Linked DNA regions of Homo sapiens: region 2 is linked to region 1. A link is a loop called in an ENCODE intact Hi-C map of the cell type or tissue named here. Cell type or tissue: heart left ventricle. All regions are shown on one strand. Links, peaks and the distances in the headings refer to the core of each region. The heading gives the core; the rest is flanking DNA.

What was found. Peaks named below come from ENCODE experiments on the same cell type or tissue, not always from the same donor. Only the 100,000 strongest peaks of a DNase experiment are listed, where the experiment ranks them.
Region 2: it touches region 1 in a loop (5-fold over the local background); 9 of 110 quality-filtered maps call a loop at or near these places.

Annotation. Positions count from the first base shown.
Region 1 is chr18:10,513,202-10,524,773 of GRCh38, reverse strand. No RefSeq gene overlaps it. Among named protein-coding and RNA genes, the nearest start is that of NAPG, 7.0 kb to the left of the region's middle. In heart left ventricle, for the core only: CTCF peaks have their summits at 4,286, 4,490 and 6,079; DNase peaks (open chromatin) are centred at 4,473 and 6,058.
Region 2 is chr18:9,569,815-9,579,002 of GRCh38, reverse strand. It overlaps PPP4R1 (protein phosphatase 4 regulatory subunit 1), which reads left to right. Exons shown (of 20, transcript NM_001042388.3): 10 at 1,812-1,939; 11 at 8,320-8,846. Among named protein-coding and RNA genes, the nearest start is that of PPP4R1, 40 kb to the left of the region's middle. RefSeq lists enhancers at 3,752-4,262, 4,263-4,773 and a silencer at 8,711-8,893. In heart left ventricle, for the core only: a CTCF peak has its summit at 3,349; a DNase peak (open chromatin) is centred at 3,326.

The DNA of each region.
Region 1 (11,572 bases), core at 2,496-7,495:
ATATGAAATAACTATTCGAAGAGTTCTTCCCTTTGGCCTCACCACACAATCGATCGATCTTCCTGCATCTATTTGCCAATCAATATTTTGCATTTTTTCTAGTGCCAACAGGTGAACTGGCCTTGGATTTTTTTCTCTATCCTCACTTTCTTATTTAGTACCCACACACAAGACCCCTCTTCATTTGGTTGTCTAGCCTGGGCTTCCTTTATAGGAAGGCAGCAGAATTTCAAGAGAGTGAAAGTGGAAACTTCAGGCTTCGTAAGGCCTGGACTCCCACTGCACATTACTTCTGCCACATTTTATTGATGAAAACATGTCATAAGGCAAGTTCAGATTCAAGAGGTAGGAAAATAGAGGAGTGTAAAATACTTTGGCCATGACTTCCAATTCACCACAACTCTGGGATGACTGATTAAATATAAAAGGACTGTTACCAGTGGAAAGCCTTATGTTTTCAAGTGAGTTTAGATTTATTAACCACCCAATACCATCACCCTCTAAAACCATTGAAAGTGCCCAGAAAGTTTTCTAAGCCTATAACCTCCTCCACATTCTCCCTTATTTATTCATTCATTATTGAATTATTGTTTACTGAATGCCCACTCTGCACAAGACATTAAGCCTACACACCTAGGACCCAATTGTTGAGCAAGAGATATAATGCCTGCCCTCATTGCATTCATGATCTATGAGAGGATACAATATTTAACTTAATTTTACTTTGGCATCAACAAAGAAAGAATGGGAAAAAAACCCCACGATAGTGATATAGCAGTTATTAAGAAATACTTTTTAGGCAGATAGTAAGGGTAAATGTTCTCAGTGGAAATTTTCCTGTTTTAAGAAACAACCCCTGAACCATCTCTTTTCTAACAGAAAAGGCAGCTTGAAGAGCCAGGCCCGCAAGCTTTGATATGCAAATGTCAGTCCTTAGAAACTGAGTTCACTCAACATGGTGATTCCGCCATCTCTTCCTTGTCATCAGGTGTACCAAGTGTCATGGCCACCTCCAGATAACACCATGTGTTCAGAACATCACGGTGACCTGTATTTGCATATTAAAGGGCTAAGGTGGGAGGGCCAGGTTTTTCGAGAGCTATGTAAATGACACACCTGGTCAAACCAATCCCCTGGGCCCTATGCAAACCAGACACCACCTCCTCCAGGATCCCAATATAAGCAACCACTTTTCCACTGCACACTGGGTTTTCTCTTTGTTCAAATCCTCCCTACCTCTGTCTCTGTATGGGGGAGGTGTTTTCTTCTTCCTTCCTTCTTTCTTGCCTATTAAACTTTTCACTCCTTAAAACCACTCCACGTGTCCGTGTTGTTAATCCTATCAGCACGAGACCAACAACCCTGGTGTTCCTCCATTCGTTGGAGCTATATCAATAGCCATGGGCATTCAAGGGTTCTATGTTTCAAAGGACCCTTGACCAGGGAAGCCGTGGTAAGTATGTGCTAACATGCATTCATAGTAAAGGGGAGAAGAAGAGAGAGAATGGGCACAGTAAAGGTGTAACACAAATGCCCCCACTTTCTTCCCCTCCCCTTCTCTTCCTGCAATAACATTGAGGTGGGAGTTGAGCAAGGGGAATTTAAACTGAGAAGTCAGCTTAGAAGAACTGAGAATGGAAAGCATGGACCAAATGATGATAGACTAAGACGTGTAGTTTCCCAAGCTAGAATCGATAGTGTGACCCCAGGCCTTGTTGACCCATAAACGTAATTCTTGTTATCACAGCAGCTACCACCAGAACCTCAGCAAAAGTTGTCTTTGTGACTTCAACTTACCTCTTGCCTCCTCTCCTAAGGCTCTTTAGACGCTCATGTCCTCCCTCACCTACCCCGTCAACATACAGACTTGCTGGCTGCTGGCCCAAGTGATTCCATCTGAGCCAATCCTCTCCTCTAGTTCTAGAAACTCTTTTTCTTTATCCTGCCTCAATAAAAATGTGCATTCCTGAGTGATCTACTTGTTTTGGATGTGACTAAAATGATTCACATCAAAGTGTGAATGAGGCTTAAAATAGAGCTTGCAAACCCCATTCCTTCTCTCATGGTGGGCTTAAGTCTCTGAGAGTTCTTTAAGCCTGCATCCCCAGGTTCCTTGTCTACACAAACCTGCTTCCTTCCCCTAGCCTAGTCTGCTGCCAGGAAGCAAAATCCTTGGACCTACCTCCCACAGCTGAATGTTCCAGTCAAATAAAAGGTCTTTGTCATTTCTTGGAGAGAGGGTTTGATGGGTCAAATGAGCTCTATTTCAAATCAGGAATCATAAATAAGGAAACATAAGAGCTCCTATATCGCTAAGTTTTCTTTGTTTGTTTAATTGCTAGTAGCCTGACTGTGTAATTTTACCCTTTTCCCCCACAAATATACTGTTATGTTATACAAGAGATACACTTCTGAGACCCAGCCCAAGAGGTTAGCCATGAATCATAAAATCATTTCTCTGGGAAAATATATTCTGAGTTATAAATAACGAATTTACAAAAAACCTTTGGAACAAATTCTGCTATCATTTGACAGTTCCTTTCATCAGAATAGGATTTTAGAAGATTGTTCTTGGCTTTTTTTCTGATAAAACTAATAGAAGCCATTATGATCTGTATTTTTTTTTCTGGTTAAGTGTTAATGAATACATTGACTTTTAAAAATCACCACTGAATCTCTATGAGATTAATATGGAGAATTCGTTCTCCAGATTCCTGTGTCCAATGCCTTCTTAGCAGCTCCACCTAGACATCTAAAATGTCATACATAATCTGTTCAAATCTGAGCTCCTGATGCTCCCATACCTGCTCTCCCTTCAGGCTCAGCCATGCTGGGTTCATGGCAGCTTCACCCTCTCCTTGCCCAAACACTTGGAGTCATGCTCCTCTGCTCTTTCTGTCGCACAACACATGCAATCTGTAGGAAATTCTGTCGACTTTGCCTCCAAAAAGTGCCCAGAGGCAACCACGTCTCCTCATCTCCCTGTCCACAGCCACCGCGTAGTCTGTTAGTTGCCATCGTCTGTGACTGCACTCACCATCTGTGTTCAGAACACAGTGCAGTGCGAATTCCAGAGCAGAACTCAGTCAATTTTGGCTGAAAGTCCTGTGTCATTACGGAAGAAGAGGAAGAAGCATTTGGACACTTGGAAGGTGTTTTCTCTCAAGTCTGGCCATGGCCCTTCTTCAAGGTAATTTCTTTTCTTTCTTTCTTTCTTTCTTTTTTAAATTATTCTTTCTTTTTTTTTAGAGACAGGGTCTTACTCTGTCACCCAGGTTGGAGTGCAGTGGCATAATCATGGCTCACTGCAGCCTCAAACTCCTAGCCTCAAGCAATCCTCCTGCCTCAACCTCCCAAGTAACTGGGACTGTGGGTATGTGCCACCACACCTGGCTATTTTTTATTATTATTTTTAGTAGCGACAAGGCCTCACTATGTTGCCCAGGCTGATCTCAAACTTCTGGGCTCAAGCAACCCTCTTGCCTCAGCCTCCCAGAGTGCTGGGATCACCAGTGCACCCCCCTGCACCCAGCCCTTTCCAGTGATTTCTTTGGCTTGTATTTGCTTCTTTTTGCTGGGCTTTCTCCACATTCCTCTCAACCTCTCCTGCTCTAACCTTTCACAGAACCATCATTATTAATTTTTTTATTTTCAATTGAATTTCAAAATCAAAGCAAGAGAATGAATGTTTGAAAAGGAGAAAGAGAACGGGGCCACACCCACAGGTGCCAGCCATTGAAGACCAGGTAGACTGGCATCCCCTAACCATAGCATAGCTTCCAGCGCAGCAGGAAGCTGGGCCAGGTGGGGTCGGTGGGGAGACGGGTGCCAAAGGTGCCTGGAGTGAGAGTGGGATTAGCAGCGTGGAGCTTGCCTGAGCTCCCAGGCACCTGATGGATGCTGGCAGCTAAAACCTCCACTAAACCCTAGGGCCCCTGGTCACCATTTGCCAGAAACTCTACAAAGTGCTTTAGAAACACTGTTGTTATCCCATCTCACATATGAGGACTGAAGGTCAGAGAAGCTAAGTAACTTTCCTAAGGTCACACAGCAAGTAAACGGGAAGATGGGGACTTGAACCCAGACCCATCTGACTCCAAATTTATACTTGGCCCACTATAATGGACCAGAAAATGGTCCTTATTTTGTAATAGTTTAATAACCACTCACGCAACACCGCTGCTTAGTTGTATGGACCAATTATTAATTTTCAAATGTTTTTATGGGGGAAAAAATAGTCAGTTTACTACATACCTGGTACTTTACACCTACCTGCTTTGAAATTTTAATAATAATTGGAAAATGAGAGTTGGAAGTTTATTAGGTTTGACTGAAGTAAGTTGTCAAATGGCTGAGAAAGGGCCACCCCTAACAGATGCGCCAAGCATATTATACTGAGAAGTCCCACTTAGGTATACGTTGGCTGGGGAGAGTCCTGGCGTTCATTCCTTCTCCCGCGTAGCCTTATGGGTCTCTTCAGAAAACACATGGTGGCGCTGCCTGCACGTGCCTTTACAAGCTGCAAGCCGTCCAAACAAAAGTGGTTAGTTTCTGCCTCTTGGGATTACAGTCAGATTCTGGCAACATTTCGCATTCATAACTGAACTTTCCACATAAAAGCGATCTCTCTCACTGTTTTGTACACAAAGTGAGGCAGCATTGTCCGAGTACAGTAATGTTGGAAAGAGATGAAGCATTGTAAATGTTTAACAACAGATCTCTGTTAAATCCACTCTAACGAACACAACCGTTTTGATGAATATTATTTTTAAAGAGAGAGAAAAATACAGATCTTCCTTTGCAAGCTATCTTTGAATAAAAGATAAAACCAACACACTGAATTGGCTTAGTGGAAACCCGTCATGTATTTCATTAGACCACTTGCAGATAGCCTAGTGCCAACCTATAAATGTTCTCTCTTGAAAACCACATCCCATAGATATACAGCAATCATTTTCTTTCAAGGAGGATATATTCACGCAGTTACATTTTGTACAAATATAAAGTAGGCAAAATTGAAAGAATACAACATAAAACATGACTCATTAATGAAGTTTGTGAATTACTCATTCACAAACTGCATTAATGAATTTTTTTAAATAACATGTCTTCCAAATTAAGAATTCCTCAAGAAGTGCACGTTTGGAAGCTGCCAGGAATAAAGAGCTGTGGACTGGGTTTATGCTATTCATTCTTTAGGCACTCATTCAACAAGTATGTGTGGAATGGTTTCTCCATGCAGGCACTGTTCTAGGCTCTGGGAGACAGCCCTGAATGCAGCAGGGATTCACAGAGCTGACATTCTAGCACAGGGCATATGGGTGGGGTTGTGGAGTCCAGTAGGAAACTGGCTAAGGCGGTGTAGACACAGTGCTAGAGGGGGTCAACACTCAGGAAAACAAAGCAGGATGTGGGAATGGGAGGGCACCCGTGAGTGTGGGGTGAGTTTCTTCACCAGGTAGGTGACAATGAAATAAAGCTCTGAAGGAGTGGTGGCCTGAGACCTGGGATATCTGGACAAAGATAGTTGCCGATAAAGAAGGAATAGCAAATTTGTGAGGCAGAGTATGCGGGCGCCTGGCCCCACATTCCAGGGGAGAATGGGGAGGTGACGAGGTTGCAGGGGCCAAGGGTGACTTGGCTAGAAAAGCAACACATGACTCCCTTTGTGAAGATTGGATTAAAATTATGCAATGGTTGCATTAAGTTTGAAAATCTTCAGGGACACATTTCTTGCAACTTCCCTCTACTCGTGTAATTAGAAATGAATAAATGTTAATAAGGAAGCTGAAAAGGCTCTAATGGTCTAGAACGTTATATAAAGCTTACTGGAACATGACGTTCTCAAAGTGTACTAGGATTGCAAAAGCAGCCACAGGACCCTTATTTTCCAGATTCCTGTGGAGCTGAGGAGGAGGAATCACAGCCTAATGGAGGGACACATGGCAAAGGAGCATGGAGCTGTGTGCTAGCAGGTGCACAGCGGGGTCATGGCCACTGTTGTTCAGTGGGGCCACCAGATCACAGATGAACACTGCAGCCGTTTCACATGTGACTGCCCTCATCCTTCATTTCCTATCCCCCACTGCGTGGAGCCCTTGGGTCACAGTTACGGCTGGAGGAGGCTGTGGATTCAGAAACGCAGTTGTGGATAAGGAAAGGTTTAGCACTGCCCACAAATGAAAAGAGACCTTCCAGATTTAGAGAAAAGGAAAAAAGCAAACAAAACAAAATAAAAACCCTCTTTTCTCCAGCTCCCAACATAATCAGAGATGAAAGAAGACAGTTTTAGCCTGGTAAATAAGAAAATAAACAAGAGCTTGAAATGGATAAGTTTTTTCTTCTAAATTTGTTTTTGCAAAGGGTTTTTCTTCCCTGAAAAACAAAATACTAAAATAGCAAGTTGTGTTTTCATTTATAAATCCTTCTCAAGAGGAAATCTAATAATAACAAGGGGTTTCCATTGGATTCCAACTTATTTCATAATGTAAATATATTTCTATCCTCTGGGGAAAAAAGCTTCCCCAAGCCAGGTATTTATCGTTTAAATTTGTGATTTTATTCACTTCCATTTTTCCCTCTCTTTTACCTTGAACAGCCTCTCAAACTGAAGAGGAGTGTTCAGTTCTACAGCTTATTAGATAGGGCCTCTTCATTCAACGATGCAAAGTTTAGAAAGAACGTGGACGATGACTTGCTATGTTTTGTTCTACATCCAATCAGAAGAGTAGCTTGTGGCTCAAAAAGTCTTATCTTAGAAGATCAAATGTCCACATTTTAAGAGAGCGGGGCTGTATACTAGAAAGAAAAATGGATTAGAGTCAGTCATACTTTCAAACCTCAGCAGTATTTCTTATGTTATTTAAAGACATATATTATCTGGTTTCTTTGAGCTTCAGTTTCTTCTCCTATAAAATGGGAAGAATAATAATGTGGTGGATTAAAAATGGCAGCCAAATCTCTGACCCTCTTCCATTGAGAGGGGGACTCTGTCCCATCCTCTTGAATGCAGGTGGGTTTTGTGACTGCTTTGACCAAAAGAACAAGGATGTGATACTGTGCCAGTCTCAGGGCCCAATCTTCAAGGCACAGGCAGCTCCCACTTCCCATCTCTCAAAACATGAAATAGCTCTTGGAACCCTGAACAGTGCAACTCCCTTGAGGCTGCCATGATGTGAGGAAGCTCAAGCCACCCCGGTAGAGGTCTATGAGCAGAGAAGCAATGGCCAGCTGCCCCGCATCTCCCAGCTGCAGCCATTAGAGCCGTCCCAGCAAAGCTTCCAACCGTGAAGCTGAGTGGAGCTCCTCTGACTGTGCCCTGTCCAAATTTTCCATCCACATCATCAGGAGATACAATAATACTGTTTTAATCCATTGAGCTTTGAGATGGCTTGTTAAGCAGCAATAGATAAACATACTAAATGCTTATGTTGTGGAGCTACTGTCAGTTTTACAAATAATACCTCCAAGGCGCCTACACAGAATGGACACATAGGGAACATTCAGTAAATAGGAGCCATCATTTGTACTGTTGTTCTCATGATCTTCCCACAAGAGCGTTTATTAGAAATGTGATCAGAGAATCCTTTCTGAGCTCACAGAAGGCATTGAAATCCCTCACAGCTGACTTGCGTGGGAGTACACGGGCTTTGGGATGGCAAATCCTTCCTAGCCCAAGCCAGTCAGGTGCAGGAGAGCCACTAAAACCCTGCCAGTGCCTGCACTGCCGTTAAACATGTGTCCTCTCAGTAAACGAGACATGCTGTCCCTGCATTCCAGAAACATTGCAGCTCCACCTTGTTCTTGTATTTTTTCCTCCCCTATAAATCTCCCTGGTTACCTAAACTCAGTAGGCAACTAAGCACAATTGGGTTTACAGAAGGCAAGGTGACCTAAGAGATCTTTGAATGTAGCTGTTGATGTCCAGACTGCACGGAGAGCAGTCCAGCCAGGTTGAGAGCCTCTCAAGCACTTATGGTCTCCCTACTCCCAAGTGACCTTCTCTTTGGGGCACAGGTATTTAGGAGACACTTCTAATGATGATTGTAGACATCTCGGGACCATTGAGACACTGATAATATTAGGAAATAAAGTACTTTCAATGGAGCGAACTTGAAGGATTCAGAATCCCAAGATTCCTTAACCTCTCCTGCTGAAGTCCACTGCTCCCCATCCTGGCTGCTGTCAACACCTTCTCTAGCCCGGCCTGCTGGACAACTTGCTCTTCCTGATTAGTCAATCTGCCACCAACCTGGCCTCTGTTCAATGCATCCTCTCCTCTGCAGCACGGTCTTCTTAGAGCACCAATGTCACAGTGCACTCACGCACCTCTTTGTTTTAGTCCTTCTTTACTAATGGAAGAAAAATTTACCAACTGGAGAAGCCTAGGTTTCCAACCCCTGTGTGCCACCCCTCACTTCTCTGACTGATGGCTCATGGGTTAACTCTCTGGGAGGAGTGAGGGACAAAAGCCAGGATGACATGGCCCACAGCTGATGGAAGCAGCCAAGGCCAGCTTGGAGGGGAGGGGAGGACCTTCTGCTTAAGGATTTCTTCTATTTCTCACAGTCAGCCTCTGGATCTAAACTGGGACTCTTAATATCAGTCCAAGTTACCAGGACCAGGACAAATAACTTGGAATAAGGTGCTTTTTTCCGTCAGTTCTTTCAAACTGTTTGAGTAAAAAAAAGAGATGTAACTAAAAGCAGAAAGTTACAAAGCAAAACGAGGGAGGGAAGAGACTTCCAGTCAAGACTCACATGTTCCCCAGCCAAGCCGGGACCAGGCGCTCAGCTCTTGTGCTGATGCTTTAAGCTGTCTCTGTCCCCTAAGGAGAACAGCTTAGGAGTCGTCAGAACCTGCTCGAGTTCCATTTAGAAGCCAAGTGCCCACTTTCCCACTGTGCCCCATGTTGTTTTCCCGTTACCAGTTTCTCCTGTCTCACTCCTGTAGCTCAGGTTTTCAGCTTCTCCTTTTCATCCTCATCTCCAGCATCCCCACAGGAACCTTCCTGGACAGGTTTCTGTTGCTCATCTGAAGTGCAGGCCCTAGCTTGCTGCTGCCCTCCCTTCGGCCTTGTTGCCTTTGGAAGGGCATTCTCTGCATGGCTTCTTTTTGCCCTGGGTTGGCATTCTGCCACCCATCCCACATCATTCTCAGAACAGAACCACAAGTGAGCTGACAACTTCCATCCAGTGAGTTACGTAAAAGCCACACCAGTAGCCACACAGACACATGGAACCATGATGAGGATGCAGCATTTGCAGGCAATTCCAGGAAGAGTTTCTACCTTAACAACGACTTGCTTTAATTTCCTCTGTTCCTGAGCTTCAGTGCTGATCCTACAGATGAAGAGAGAAAGGTCCTTCTCTCATGGTGCAGGCTGAGGACAAAACAGCAGTACACCTGAATGTGTCTGTCTCCAAGCCATCCCCAAGCTTCCGTTTCAGTCATTCTTTGAGCTGTGGCCTTTACCATGGTAGAACTTGAATTTTATGGTGTTAACCTTTAAAGCCAAGATGGAACCTATAATTTAGATAAGCGCTGACCAGCAGATAACTTCCAGTTTACACTACAGCATATGTCTTTGATATTCAAAACAGGCTTCCAAATCAATGCTCTTACTGAATTATAATTTTATACATCTTATTTATTAAAAATATGAATTTACGAAAACAGCAGAACTTGGCAACTTTAACCTGTCCTTTATCCATATTTCAAGACTCCTGGGTTGTATGAGAAGGTGTTACCGTGAACGTGCCCCTCCACCCCACACCTTGCACAGGCTTCCCTATCAGGTGGGTCAAGTTCAGCTCCCAGAGACCAGTTTGAGGCCCTGGCCAGCCTAAGTGAGGTTCCAGGAGTTGGTGTGAGGGTCTGTCTGTCTTTTGATTCTCACAGTAGCAAGAGCATGCACTACCTTACTGTTGAGACATTGAACAGGAAACACATAAATCTTCCCACTTGTTGCTGGGACCATCTGTGTGTAATTTTCCCAGAGAGATTCTTTTTTTCTGCATCCTGAGTAAAGAATTCTCTTTCTGATTCTTAGGTAAGTACTGGAGCTTTTTGCACAGAATATCATTCACAATGAACTTTGCTCCTGACAATAGTTTTAGATAGGGAATTAGTGTAACATTTATAGTAGGACAAAAATCTATATGTTTTATATAGAATATTTTTAGATGATACACAAGAATTTTTGAAGCTGAAGTTCTGCTCTTTTTACTCCCAGTCCTATGATGAAATCTGTTTACTCTCTGTTCAGATTTTGTAATATTCTGAAACTTTGAATTCTGTATAGAGCAGTTTTTAATGAAGCGAGGCTCTAACGCTGGTAGGGGACCCAGATGGCACATGCAGTGTTTGCTTGCTCATCAGAACATGTTTTGCCAAAAGTGTTCCATGTGCAAGGCACTGAGATCTGCCAAGGGCACCAGCAGGGACAAGTCGGGAACAGTCCCTTCCCTTGAGGAGCTCACTTTCACAGCAAAAGAGACAGATAGTAAATCACAATTTTAGAAACTAGAAATATGGAAAGTGTTGCCAAGGAGACTAAACCTTCCCCCTCCAAGGGGGTGAGGCATGGGGTGCATTAGGGAGGGCTGGACATGAGCTGCATCCCAACAGCACAGGGAAAGCTGGGGGATAATAGTCTTTCTCTCTCTTTCTTTTTCTTTCTTTCTTTCTCCCTTCTTTCCTTCCTTTCTTTCTTTCTTTCTCTCTCTCTTTCTTCTCTTTCTTTCTCTCTCTGTTTCTTCTCTTTCTTTCTGTCTTTCTTTCTGTTTCTCCTTCCTTCCTTCCTTCCTTCCTTCATTCTTTCCTTCCTTTTTTCTTTCCTTTTTGTTTGAGACAGAGTTTTGCTCTGTCACCCAGGCTGGAGTGCAGTGGCATAATCACAGCTCACTGCAGCCTCTACATCCTGGGCTCAAGTGATCCTCCCACCTCAGCCTCCTGAGTAGCTGGGACCACAGGAGTGTGCCACCATACCTGGCTGATTTTTAATTTTTTAGGTAGAGTCAGAGTCTCACTATGTTGTCCAAGCTGGCCTCAAACTCCTGGGCTCAAGCAATCCTCCTGCCTCAGCTTCCCAATGTGCTGGGATTACAAGCGTGAGCCATGGCACATGGCCAGGGATGACAATCTGAGGAAAGACTCATCAGTGGAGAATAAGCTTCCAAGAGCCTGGGACCCTGGTGCCTGAGAGTGCCACTTGCAGTTAAGGTGTGAGGCTGTGGAGGCCAATCTAAGAGCAACTAGCACAGCACTTTCTGCAAATGTGGCACTCACTGTAGTATCCATCAACTGAATAAGTGATGTTTCCTTGGCATGTTACAGGGTGCATCCTGAGCCTGAAGGTTGGGGGAACAGGTTGAAGACTGATGATATGAGATTTGGAAGAAAAGATAAGTTTGAGTAAGTCTGGTATTTTTCACATTTGGAGGTTCAAAATTTTAAAAATGAAGATTTGGGGTTGACTCTTGCATTATAAGCAATTCCAGGAAAGGGTCAAATGCTTCTTAAAATGATAATTATTATAAAAGAAAAGAAAGAAGCAGTGCTCATCTGGCTG
Region 2 (9,188 bases), core at 516-5,515, 940 kb after region 1:
CTCCACATTAAACTTTTTTCATTCTAATCTAACAACAAGCTAAACTAATGATTTAGATAAATTAAGTTTTCTATGTCCTTTATTGGGAACAAGCTCAGAGATTTAACAGTATTCAGAGAAGATTAAATTCGTGCATACAGCGTTAAAAGTGACCTTTTATCCTTTTATGGAAGTAATGTTTCCATAATGTTTCGTAAGTAAGTGACTTACGAAGGGGAGAAAAACCCTTAGTTTACACACATACAAGCTATTCTTTTCCCTCTCATGCATATAATTCTAGCCTTTTTAAAAAATCAATTGAGTCATTTTTTATGTATGCTTCTCCAAGAGTAGGTAAATACTAATAATAGATATCTCTACATTTATTTGCTTTTGTAAAAATCATGCTTACTATATAATTATTATCTTAAACTTGAAAAAGGTATTATTATGCTTTTTTTTTTTTTTTAAAGAAAAGAAATGCTAGCCAGGAGCAGTGACTCACACCTATAATCCTAACACTTTGGGAGGAGGAGGTGGGAGGATTGCTTGAGGCTAGGAGTTCAAGACCAGTCTGGGCAACATAGCAAGGACTTGTCTCTGCAAAAAAAATAGAAAAATTAACTGGATGTGGTGGCACATGCCTATAGTCCCCAACTATTCATGAGGCTGAGGTTGGAAGATCACTTAAGCCAAGGATTTTGAGGCTGCAGTGAGCCATGGTAGCACCACTGTTTTCCAGCCTCCACAGCAGAGCAAGAGCTGTCTCAAAAGGAAAAGGAATGCTAAACTTCAGGGAAATTGGTGTGTGGCAAAGTCAAGGTTTTAGTAACATACCAGTTTCCCATTGTTGTTGCCTTTGTCCGATTGTGTCCATCCTTCCATAAAACCTCTCATTTTCAAATGTTTTAAAAATTCCTGATTTTAAAAATAATACAGAAATACGACATGAAGTGGAATTCTATAACTTCTTTATCACCCCTCCTACATGAGACAGTCATCAAGAACAATAGTATATGCTTCAAGATCTTTGTGACATACTTTAAGTTAACATTATGTTTCTGGTACGTCTGTCTTGCTTCCTTCTAGTGAACAAATTAAAGTCTTTCCTACCTGAAAACATTAAATGTATTTATCACATTTTGTTGGCTTTATTGATTTTTATGTTCTTTGTGGCACTCTTGGTTTTCCTTATTCTTTTTGTTCTTGAGAACACAGCAGGACCTTCTTTAGTTTTGTTCTATGCAAATGTTTCATAGTATCTCATACTTAGATTATCATGGTTCAAACATTCAAGAGAGGATAAAAACAATTGAAAGTAAAAAAGAGCAAATAGGGGTTTGTTTGGGGTTTTTTTTTTAGACAGTCTTGCTCTGTCACCCAGGCTGGAGTACAGTGGTGTGATCACGGCTCACTACAGACTTAGCCTCATGGGTTCACGCGCTTCTTCCACCTCAGGCCCTGCCGAGTAGCTGGGACCACAGGCATGCGCCACCACGCCCTGCTAACTTTGGTATTTTTTGTAGAGACTGGATTTCGCCATGTTGCCCAGGCTGGTCTCAAACTGCTGGACTCAAGCGATCTGCCCAGCTCAGCCTCCCAGAGTGCTGGGATTACAGGCATGAGCCACTGCGCCCAGCCAGAGAAAATAGCTTGTAAGAATTTTTCAGTCCTAGCTAAAGTTCTGAATCTGGGCTTCCTTTAGAAAAGCTTCATTATTATCCTAAACATACTTCGGCATTTGAAAGTAGATTATTAAATATACATAATGTGTGCGTATATAATTCTTTTTCAAAATGATTCCTTTATTATTGTCCTTTTTATCTTCCTAGGTTCGCCAAGCAGCTTTTCAGTCTCTGGGACCTTTCATATCTACTTTTGCTAATCCATCTAGCTCAGGCCAGTATTTTAAAGAAGAAAGCAAAAGTTCAGAAGAGATGTCAGTAGAAAACAAAAATAGGTATAATTTTGAAACCATTTTCTAATTTTAAAACCTTGTTTTCTAATTTTACTGCTTTTAAACATTATTTCCACTATTCTGCAACAAATGTTATTTTTTGATAGTTTGCTATTTCTCTTGAATATAAAAATTGGTGAATATTTTTATAGAGCTTTACTTTAAGCGCATTTGTTTGTTAAGTATCTCTTTGGTTGGTTACATATTGAATGAGTAGATGCATGTAACACAATTAGCTAGATGCCTCGCACATAGGAAACTCTAAATGGTAGATTATGACTTTTAAAAAATGTTTATTTAGTACATTATTTAGTCAATCATTCATTGATATCTACAATATACAGGGTAATTGTTACACACTGTGTAGTATTTGGGTTTTTTTAAATTTGTTTTTAAGGAGTAAAACTTAATTTAGGAATATGTTTTATTGTCCTTTTCTGTCAAATAATTTAGTTGCGCATCTTGGATTCTTTGTCAATGGTGATTGTAATCTGTCAGTTAAAGGAGAAAGCCAGTATATTAGCCAGTATATCAGTTTTAAGTATATCAGTCTCATAAGGAAACCAAAGTTTTAAATAAAGCTTAAAGAGTCGGCTGTGATTTTTATTTTTAAATGTTTTTGCATTGAAAATTTTCTATTAAATTTAAATTTTAAAAATTTATTATAATATATATTTAGGGGAAAAACTAATTCAAGCCTAACTTACTAGTATGCGGGAAATGTACACAAACTTTTACAGTTATGCACTTGAAGTAATTTTAGTACAAATATTTGAAACAGTCCCTGCTATAATGCTTGAGTTACCATAGTGTCTTTTCCCTCCCTTGTCATGATGCTAATGGACATTTTCTTCTGTAGGTCTTGATACTGTGCTATTTGCTTTCTTGGTGTTTTGATTTGGCAGTTCTTCTTTCTTCTCTGCTGCCTTGTTTTACCTTTTTGCCCGTTCTCCTACTGTCCTGCTGAATAGCCAAACAAACCTGAGGTACTGTTTTTTGTAAAGGAAGAAAATCACTCAAACCTGTCTTCCTAGCAAGCAAAGTCTGTCAGTTTTTTTGAAAACAGGTGCTGCCAGGACTTTGACAAAAGTGATGATGGTGGGTGGGGAATGTTATCTATTTTTCATTTTTGAAATCAGCATACTTAAAAAATTACCTGTTTATACTGAAGACTGTTACATAACTTCTGTTTTAAAATCTGAAATGGGTCTAGTAAGAAACTATAAATTTGCAGAGAACTGTATAGGACGAGCTGGTAAACTTTCTTCTGTTTCACAACTACTCACTCGGCCTTTGCAGTGTATAAGCAGCCGTAGACATTACATAAATGGACAAGCTTGGCTGTGTTCCAGTAAAACTTCACTGACCTCAACAGTGTGCCTATCAAGGCCATGTTTGCCGCCTACCGGTGTGTAGCATTACTGCAATAGCTATTTAAAGGTAGTTCAATTCCTTGATTCTTCTTCCATTGTAATGAGGTATGTCTTAATGTCCAGGCAATACTACTTGTATTGCTGATCTTCAGTAATATTAGAGCTTATTAAATTATGTTAATGATATGGTAGGGGAAAGAGAGCATTCCTGGCTAAGGAAGGAGTTATGTTAAATATTGTAAAAGCTTTTGCATAGTTTGACAAACTATAAAGAAGTAGTCCTATATATTATTAAATCTCAGAACCATTAGTTTGTTTGCCCTCCCTTAAATAGCACAGTGGCATTTGTTTTAAGCTGTCTTAAACTGTTGTGGTATTAAGATTGATTGATTGATTATGCAAAAGTTAACTGAGCACCTCCTATGAACCAGAAACTGTAAATGGAAAGATAGAACTTCGTTCCTGTCCTCAAAGTTCTCTCAGTTTCTTAGATTCAGGTTTTTCAAACAAATGTCTTACAAAGTAAGCAAGTTTTTGGCAACATATTTCCACCACTGTTTATTGTATAGTGTTTCATCTGACCCTAGAAACATTTACTATCACTTTATTACTCTTTGAAGCATTTATTGATTCCAAACATCTGACTTACACATCAGATCTTTCACTCACCCTGGATCAGGCTGTTAATGCTTCTTTGAAAGTGCTGATAAAGCCTACTTCTCAGAAGCAGAGTTGAAATACTCAAATCTGCATTTTAAAAGTATGTAAAATAAGCATTCGTTATCACATTGTTCTCTGAATGCACCATGTTCTCTTAATTCTCCCTGTTTTTGTACTTGCTGCTCTCTGGGAAGCTTCTTGTTCCATCCATACCCTCGTTTAACAAAGTGCTGTCTTAGATGCACTGAGTTGTCCAGGAAGTACAGAGCTTTTGTCTTCATCATCAGTAGCGCTGTAATGAGAGCACTATTTTAATCCTATCCTTTTGGCTACATATTGGCATCTATCATCCAGTAGCCTCCCGGCCATGCAGTGTGGCGTCCAGCTCCTCCCTTTGTCTCCGCTGGGCCTGGCCCGTTGGTGCACATATTAATCCTGAATGAATTATTCTAGGGAAATATGGATTTGACCTCAAAAATCTGAAGTAACTAAACCACTTTTGCTGGATTTTTCCAGTTTAGCTTAATGCTAACTATATGAAAAAAAATTATTAGCACAAATTTGGAAATATTTCATGAATGCTAAAACTTCATTGAGTTAATTCACAGTACTTGGAAGGTATCCTGGAGCGTGTTTGCTTTTATCTCAGGATACAATACCTCTTTAGCCAGATGTTCTACAAGTCATTTTCTCCTTGAAATACCTGTAATTAATTTTCTAGGCCCATAGTCTCTACTAAGGAACTCTGAAGATATTAATTATAAACTTATGTAGGCACAAAAAGACACTTAAGATTCCTCCTTAAGTAGGTAGTTTCTGGACTGTCCTCTGGTGCTCTTGATACCTACGTCTCTTAGGAGACAGGATAATTCCCATTATACAGAGTCACAAAGGGCCTCAATTTTCAAAAAAAAATTTGTCTTGTACAATAGCATTTCAAAGTCTGACAATTAGGAATATCAGAATTTTAGCATTGAACAGCTTGATTTTGTATTGACTATTATACTTTACCAGGAAAAATTAGAATTTAGAGAATTTATACTTTCGACATTTTTGAAGCCATGCATGCTGTAGTTCTGTCCACAATTTAATACTGTACTAGGGAAACTTTGTCTTCTAGTTTCCTTTTAAAAAAATCATTCTAAGAGTTTTAAGTTTGGACAAACTAACAAGTTTACATTTATCAGACAAACAGTTATTTGACCAGTCATTCTCCGTTCATTTTTGCAGCTGAGAATATTAAAATTTAATTTTAACACCAAGGTGAGCTAGTGATCAAGGAACTTCAAGGCCCTGTAATTCCATCACTTTAGGAGGCTGAGGCAGGAGGATCGCTTCAGCCCAGGAGTTTGAGGCTGCAGTGAGCTATGATCATACCACTTTACACCAGCCTGGGCTACAGAGCGAGACCCTGTCTCTTAAAAAAACAATAAACAAAACAGAAGTTCATTGTATTTATTAGATAGTACATACGAGGTCTTACAAGTTTTACCCATTTGCTCTTCTCTTCCCCCTTTCTGAACAATATCTTATTATAATTTTAAAATTTTAGTTTGAATGATTTCAGAAATTTTGCAAGGATATCACAAAGAACTTCATATATCCATGTAGATTTTCCAAATACTGTTTTACCATATTTGCTTTATTCTTTTTTTCTGAACTCTTTGAGAATAAGTTTTAGACATGATATTCTTTTTACCTTTTTAAAATACTATGTATTTCTTTAAAACACAGATGTTAATATATAACTGTAGTCCAGTTACCAAAATTAGGAAATTAACATTGATACAATACTGTTAGCTAATCTAGCCTTTATTGAATTTTACCAATTGGCCCACTAATGTTCTTTATAACAAAAGGGAAAAATACATATTTTTTAATATGGACAAAATGGGAAATACATAATTCATAAACATGTAGAAGACACATTTATTTTGCATAACAGCACTAGCTTCAGGAGCTCCTTTGGAGTGGGAAAACATCTTACAGGTTATCTAGGCCAACTCCTCATTTTTATGAATAAGGAATAAGTGAGGAATCCTAGAAGTCCTTAAAAGGTTCAGAATTTTATATTAACGTAGTGCCAGTGCGAGAGTAAGAACGTTAAAGTCTGATTTCTTCACACTTGTAAACAATTGTATTATATATGCATACTGTATATTTTGTAGTTATAAGAAGAAAAATACCAGAATTTAAAATGCAGTCACAATGTGTTATGTTTTCAGATGACTTACGTATGTTTTTGTTCATCAGTATTTTAAAAAATAATCACCTGTTTGTGAAAATAATGGTTTTGAAAACAGCATTATGATGAGAGGGAACTTCGTAATTTCATGAGAATGTAGATGGTGACTGTTTAAGTGGGAGCTCACATAGGCATTAACATCACCCTCCTTTTGCACAGTCCTTTTAAGTCTCCTGTTAAACATCTTTTATTGTGTGTATTTAAAGGCACACAGATGCTTTTTCCTGTATTCATCTTACAAATTTACCTACATATTCAGCCATCCTTATTTCCCTTTCATGTTTCTTGGGAAGCAAGTCTCTTCACTGTTTAATCTGTTTTGCTGTGTTTTTGAAGCCCATATTCTTTCCTCTTCTCAGAAAGACATTGCTTTATCAGTTATTTCATCAATCTCTGTGTCTCCAGTTCTTTCATCTCTTCTAACCTATTTTCCTCAGCCTAAAAATATGCTCATCATTCTTTTATACAGGAAAAATGCCTTCACTCTTTGTTATTCTATGCAGTTGTGTTATTCTTTATTAATACTTGTTGCCTCCGCATATGTCAGCCCCACACATCTTTCTGAGTTGATGACCTCCACCTCTGTCTCAGTCTTTACCTCTTTCTCATAGATAATCACCACCTAGAACCCAACGTGGATAGCTAACTCAACCTCTTTCAACCTGAACCTGTTAGCTTTCTTGTGAAACTGTTTTTGTTACCTGCAGCATGCAATAAGTGGAAAAGTCCTGTTGATTTTTGCTGCTGTTTGAATGTGTTCTTCTGTAGTCCTGGAGACACTGCCTCCATCAGAACATCATCACTTCTTACCTGCATGTCTGTAATTCCTGCCTCCTATCTTACCTCTCAACTCATTTTCTACACTTCCTCCAGAATGGTCTTTCTAAAACAACAGATCTATTAACAATTTCCTTACTACATGATTTCCTGTAGTCCAGGATGAACTCCGGAGGTCTGCTGGTCTGGAATACAGTGGTTCATGTGATATCTTTCATCCTTGTCATCCATCATTTCCTCATTGCTGATTCCTGAATGCGTCACACCTTTTCTGCCACTCCGGCCTTTGCATGTCCTGTTTCTCCTTTAGATGCTTTTTTCTTCCCCTTAGCCCCATAAACATGTATTGGTTCTTCTAAGCACAACTCATGTCATTTCCTTGAAGGCCTTTTAATCTTCACTCCCATCTCCTCCTGTGTTCAGTGTGCTTGCATCTGTGCTTACCACCCTGTCTAGCAGCAATTTGCTGATATATCTTCATTTTTTCTGTTTGCCTCTAATTGTAATCTCAAGATCAAGAGCTGCATCTCATTCACATTTGAATCCTCAATACTGATTTCATTTCCTGGCTCTTAGTAGGTGCTCAATAAATGCCTGTTAAATTTAATTGAATCAAATAATAACACTTACAGTCGTACTTCAGATAATAGATGGCAGTAATCAGTGGACTTTAATGAATTTGTACCATCTGTCCTTATCAATTAAATTATGTCCTCATTTTAGGAAAACCTTGGGGAGTAGAGATGAATATTTTAGAAGAAACAGAAGTAATATTTACACTCAAGCAGATTTTAATATATTTTGTGAGATAGCAAATAAGTATCTTTCCTACTACTATCTTAAAATTGTTTTTATTTTATTTTCCTTGTGTAATGTAAGCAAATAGGCTTTAGGTCTCAGCTTTGCAATATGTCGTTGGAGTAGAGAGGTAATACAAATAACCCTAAAAATAAAATAATTTAAATGTTGTTATGTATCTTAAAATGATTGTAGGAATTTCTGTTTCCACTACTTTTCTTTAGTTATTTATTATTGAAATTAGCATGGTGTTATAGAATCCCAGGATTCTTAAATGTTACCTTCTCTAACTAATATATATTGCTTGACTATCTAGACTTATACTTAACAGGTATTTACATCTTTGAACACAGAACAGCTGATGGAGAAAGAAGCATTATAAATAATATACATAAACTCAGTTTGTACAGATAATCCGTAATTTTTAATGTTTAACTTGTCTAAATGCTATATGTAATATCTTTCATCAGTTTTTTTAAAGTAATTATCCTTTCATATTGTTTTTTTCCCACCAAATAAAACAATAAAAGGACCAGAGATCAAGAAGCCCCAGAGGATGTACAAGTCAGGCCAGAGGATACTCCTTCAGATCTCAGTGTTAGTAATTCCAGTGTCATACTGGAAAACACGATGGAAGACCATGCTGCTGAGGCATCCGGGAAGCCTCTAGGTGAAATTAGTGTTCCACTGGACAGCTCTTTACTTTGTACTTTGTCCTCAGAATCTCACCAGGAAGCAGCTAGTAATGAGAATGATAAAAAACCTGGTAACTACAAATCTATGTTACGACCAGAGGTTGGCACCACTTCACAAGATTCAGCTCTCTTAGATCAGGAATTGTATAACTCCTTCCATTTCTGGAGGACTCCTCTTCCTGAAATAGATCTAGACATAGAGCTTGAACAGAACTCTGGGGGAAAACCCAGCCCAGAGGGACCAGAGGAAGAATCTGAGGGCCCTGTGCCCAGTTCTCCAAACATCACCATGGCCACCAGAAAGGAACTGGAAGAAATGATAGAAAATCTAGAGCCCCACATTGATGATCCAGATGTTAAAGGTATGGAAGTCAATCAAGTTATTTATTCTGAAATTGATTAAAAATATTAGTGTCTATCTTAAAAAAATTTCATTTCAGAAAAAATTGTCATTTAATAATGTATTATGGACTGGGCACAGTGACTCATACCTATAATACCAGCACTTTGAGAGGTTGAGACAGGAGGATCACTTGAGACCAGGAGGTTGAGACCAGTCTGGGCAACATAGTAAGACCCCATCTCTACAAAAAAATAAAAAATTAGCCGGGCATGGTGGCACATGCTTGTAGTCCTAGCAACTTGGGAAACTGAGGTGGGAGATCGTTTGAGCTTAGGAGGTTGAGGCTGCACTGAGCTGTAAT